2 separate regions of the Homo sapiens genome follow, and region 1 is linked to region 2. The links are chromatin loops, found by intact Hi-C in ENCODE. Cell type or tissue: OCI-LY7. All regions are shown on one strand.

Region 1 (2,500 bases), 950 kb before region 2:
CTTTTCAGTTTGAGATGTTTTTACTGATATATTTTTATTTTTTATTTTTTTATTTTATTATTATTATACTTTAAGTTTTAAGGTACATGTGCACAATGTGCAGGTTAGTGCTGATATATTTTTAATTTCACTGATTCTTTTCTCAGCCATGTCCAGTCTACTGATAAGTAATCGAAGGCATTCCTCCCTTCTATTGCAGGATTTTTAATTTGTATAATAGCATTTACTTTTGAGTCTTTCGTAGAGTTTTCATATTTGTATTTACACTACCCATCAGTAGTTGCATGTTGTCCACTTTTTCCATTAGAACCCTTAGCATATCACTCAGAATTCTTTCAGATTCCAAGTCTGATAATTCTAAAATTTCTGCCATATATGAGTCTAGTTGTGAGGCCTGCTCTGTCTCTTCACACTGTGGTTTTCACCTTTTTTCATGCCTTGTAATTTTTTGATGAAAGCTAAATATGAAGTACTGGGTAAAAAAAACAGATAAACATGTCCTTAGTGTGAGGTTTTATGGTTTATATATTTTATGTCTTTAGTGTGAGGTTTTATGTCTTTAGTTTTATGTCTTTAGTGTGAGGTTTTATGTCTTTAGTGTGAGGTTTTATATGACTGGGAGTTCGACTGTGTTTCCTCTTTGCAGTAGCTCTGTCAGAGGCTAAAGTTTCCTCTGGTGTCCCTGTTTTCGTCTCCTCTGTTGTCTTTGGATTTCCCTGGACACTTCTTAAATCATTCCTGAGGTTTGCAGTTCTTTCCACTGTAATTCCTGTTGTTGTACAGGAACCCTATTAAGGAGAAGTAAGGCGTAGAGTGAAGGAAATTGTTCATAGTCCTAAAATTTGCTTCAGTATTTTAGTGAGCCTGTGCCCCTGGACCATGACACAGTCATAAATTTGTTGTATTTCCTCTAGCACAAAATGACAGGTTAGGCTGAATCATGTCAAGAGCCTCAGCTAGTGCTATCTAAATTCTCTGATTGCAATAATTTAATCTCTTAGTTTGGTAATATCTTTGTGTCATTTTTGTAAACATCCACTAGGGGGAGAGAAAATGTGTCTCTCATCAGTAACAGGATAACAGGTAGACAGGAAAGGACATTCCCACAGCAACATTTGGATATGCTCAGTTTTTCCCCACAATGAATGCTCTACTTAAAGTAAAACAGCAATCTGAACATTTTGAAGATGTTCTTAAAACATCTTTATTGGAGATTTATTACTTAAGTAAAGTTGTCTTATTGCTTCTGGGAATTTTACCAAAGGCCATTAGAGGGAGCTCAAAGCTTTTAAAATAATATATATATACATATATTTTTCTTTCTCTGCTTTCAGCACTTGATTGTCATTGCTAGCACTTTATTCTTAAGGCCCTGAATTTTCCTCATTTTTTTTAAAGATCAATTGAAATGCAGGAGATTTACCCTAATGTGTCTACCTGAGAATAAAAAGAGAATAAATTGCTTTTAACGAATTACTTAAATAATATAAACATGTCATTGAAGTATCGCAGTATTTAGAGAACAGTCCGTTTTCATTATAACCATGTGAAGAATAAGAAATTACTTTAGAGATTCTCATAAATTAAAATTTTTTAAAAGGAATGAATTGCTTTCTAAAAAGACACAAAGAATATACATGATCTAATACAACAAAATCTATAAGCAACATCTTACTGGCATTTAGTAAAGGTTAAATCCTTACTCTATATAGGCAATTTTCCCCATGTAATTATATTTTAGTTTAAATTAAATTTTAGGTATACAAATTTTGATCCACAGGGATTTTTTGGTAATTCTGTTCTAATTATTTTTTAATTTCCATTATCTTCTTTGATTTATGACTTATTTAAAACTGTGTTTTAAACTTTCCAATTGTATGAGGATTTTATCTTTATTTTTTGATTTCTAATTTTGTTACATTGAGATACAAGAATGGGTCTACATTATGTTTGGTTTTTTTTTAAGGCTCAAATTTTGGGTGCAGGTAGGTGTGTGTGTGTGTGTGTGTGCGCATGTGTAAGAGAAAGAGAAGATTTTAGCTGTGACTTTTTTGTTATCTTGATGTTTCAGCTAAAGTCTCAGCTTCTCAATGTGCATGTTTGCTGGGCATTCTAAGATAATGTGAGACTGGGTTTACAAAACTTAAATCATCCTTCGCTTCAAATGCTGTATGAAACCAGGCTAGAGAATTGGTTATGGGATGATAAAGATGAAGAAAAGAAGTACAGTATTTCTTTAAAGAGAAAATTGGAGAATCATGATGTTTCTCGTCTCCATCTAGATGTGGCGCTAATGCTACTCTCATTTTAATCCCAGCCAGGGACATATATTGACAGAAACAATCAAAGAGCAAGACAGATGCTCCCTAGAATTTGAGGACACAGTAATTGGTATGGGGTTCATGAGTAAATATATTCTAAAAGTTAGAGCCAAAGTGATCTGCTTAGAAATGGACTGCACTTTCATAGTCTGTTAGGGCAAAAGTGAATGTACATTTCT
Region 2 (2,500 bases):
TGAGTTTGTCTCCTTACCTCTAGGGACCTAGCTAGGTAACAGGTAAAAATCAACTGTCTTGTGGAAACGCCACTGCTAGAATGAGTGAACTTCAACTGTTTTTAGGCTTTTTGTTTCTCAAAATTAAAACTGCAGGAAAGGACCAAGCAATTTGCCTAGCATGGATCATTTACCTTTAAGGTAATTTACCTGCCCCTTGGCAAGGGGAGAGCAAAGCACCTGGATTAATAGTCCTAATGCTGAAATCAAGGACAGATAATTCCCCTAAAAGAAATGAGAGTTGTTATCCTAGGTAAGAAACACAGATGCTGCTAAGCTTAAATAATCTATTTCCACTGTATGAGGATGCTGATAATATCTGTCCCATACAATTGTTAGGATTAAAGCGTAAAATTATAAAAGTTAACAGTGCCTGGTAAGTTCATGATAAGGGCTCAATAAATGTTGGGTACTGTTATTAAGATGTTTTCCACATTCGTTTTCAGCTTTTAATATTTTAATTATTTTCCTAAATAAAATTTAGAAACATTTTCCAGGTTTTTAAAAAATTTCTTTGGGATTTTTATTGGACTCAAATTTATAAGTTAGGAAGAACTAATATATAATACTTAGATCTTAAAAACATCAATGATACGTATTTTGATCAAATTTTTATGGTTCCTAGCAAAATTCTGCAGTTTATTTCATGCAACGTCTTAACAACTTTTGTGTTTATTCCTATATATTTTATGATTTCGGATTTTTTTTTTTAAGTCTCTGTTGCCCAGTCTGGAGTGCAGTGGTGCTATCTCAGCTGACTGCAACCTCTGCCTCCCGGGTTCAAGTGATTCTCATACCTCAGCTTCTGGAGTAGCTGGGATTACAGGTGCGCACCACCATGCCTGGCTAATTTTTGTATTTTTAGTAGAGACAGTGTTTTGCCATGTTGGCCAGGCTGCCTTGGCCTCCCAAAGTGCTGGGATTACAGGTGTGAGCCACCGTGCCCGGCTCAGTTGTTACGGTGAATGGGATTCCCCATCTTATGCATAAATTACTGCAGAGACCAGTTACTTCCTAAGGTAGATTAGGTTTGAAAATAGAAATATAGATCCAACAACTACTCAATGTTTGCTATTTGCTTGTTGAGAATCCTTACAGCCTGGCAATTCCAGGGTTATAGAAATCTGGCCCACATTCAGATATAATTGAATTGTCTTTACAGTGTTGACCTGTAGGTGTCACTGTTGGTCAAAGCAATCATCTGTTTAGCAGGGAAGTGAGTTGTGTTGACTTTGTATCCAGGAGGTCACCATGGAAAAGTTTTTGCAGTCAACAGACAATGCCCCACATTTATGAGCTGCTTTACTTTCCAGCACCATTGGTAACTTGCCTTTCCTACTGCCTATAATTGCAGGTTTGTATCTTTTAAGTTAAAAATGTGGCTGGACGTAATGGCTTATCCCTGTAATCCCAACATTTGGGGAGGCTGAGGAGGGAGGGTTGCTTGAGCCCAGAAATTTGAGACAAGCCTAGGCAACATAGTGAGACCCTGTCCTAACAAAACAAAACTTTTTTTAAAAAAATTTTCCATCCATTCTTCTTTCCCTGCAGTGAGCATATGTGTGAGGTTATTCCATTTTGAATAACTCCATGGGTCATTCGTTTTATTTACACTTAAATGATGCTTACTGTGTTCCAGGCACTTTTAAAAGCACTTGGCAAATATAAACCCATGGAATTCTCATAACCCTAGGAAATAGATACTATTATGATCTTCACTTTATTGATTTGGAAACTGAGGCACAGAGAGGTTGAGTAACTTTCCCCAAGTCACACAGCTGATAAATGATGGGGCTGAGATTTGAATCCAAGTAGCCTGGCCTCATAGTATTCTTGTGAATGTGAATAGTGTCCCTGAAATAGCAGAGTTCTTATTTGCTCACCTTCCCTGTCTGACTCTTAATTGTTGACTTTTCCTTTTTTTTGCAGTGTCTTTTATTGTGACATAATCGTAACTTAAAGAAAAGTTGCAAGTACATAGAACTTTTCCCCCTAAATTATTTGAGAATGTTGTTGATCTGATGCCCTGTTACTCCCAAATGCTTTAGTGTATATTTCCCACAGACAAGGACATTTTCCTGCATAACTACATTACAACCATCAAAATCAGAAAATTAGGATTGATGTGTGTATTAGTCTGTTCTCACAGTGCTATAAAGAACTACCTGAGACTGAGTAATTTATGAGAAAAGAGGTTTAATTGACTCACAGTTCCACAGGCTGTACGGGAGGTGTGGCTGGGGAGGCCTCACGAAACTTATCATGGCGGAAGGCGAAGGGAAGCAGGCATGGTCTTCACGTGGTCGGAGCCGGAGGAAGAAAGTGAGGGGGGAAGAGCTACACACTTTTTTTTTTTTTTTTTTTTTTTGAGACGGAGTCTCGCTCTGTCCTCCAGGATGGAGTCCAGTGGCGTGATCTCCGCTCAGTGGTGCGATCTCTGCTCACTGCAAGCTCCGCCTCC

What was found. A loop is a pair of places that touch in the nucleus more often than their neighbours do. Peaks named below come from ENCODE experiments on the same cell type or tissue, not always from the same donor. Only the 100,000 strongest peaks of a DNase experiment are listed, where the experiment ranks them.
Region 1: it touches region 2 in a loop (3-fold over the local background); 7 of 110 quality-filtered maps call a loop at or near these places.

Annotation. Positions count from the first base shown.
Region 1 is chr5:127,491,696-127,494,195 of GRCh38, reverse strand. No RefSeq gene overlaps it. Among named protein-coding and RNA genes, the nearest start is that of PRRC1, 25 kb to the left of the region's middle. In OCI-LY7, CTCF peaks have their summits at 929 and 1,147; DNase peaks (open chromatin) are centred at 1,055 and 1,255.
Region 2 is chr5:126,538,063-126,540,562 of GRCh38, reverse strand. No RefSeq gene overlaps it. Among named protein-coding and RNA genes, the nearest start is that of ALDH7A1, 56 kb to the left of the region's middle. In OCI-LY7, a CTCF peak has its summit at 1,210 (motif pointing right); a DNase peak (open chromatin) is centred at 1,232.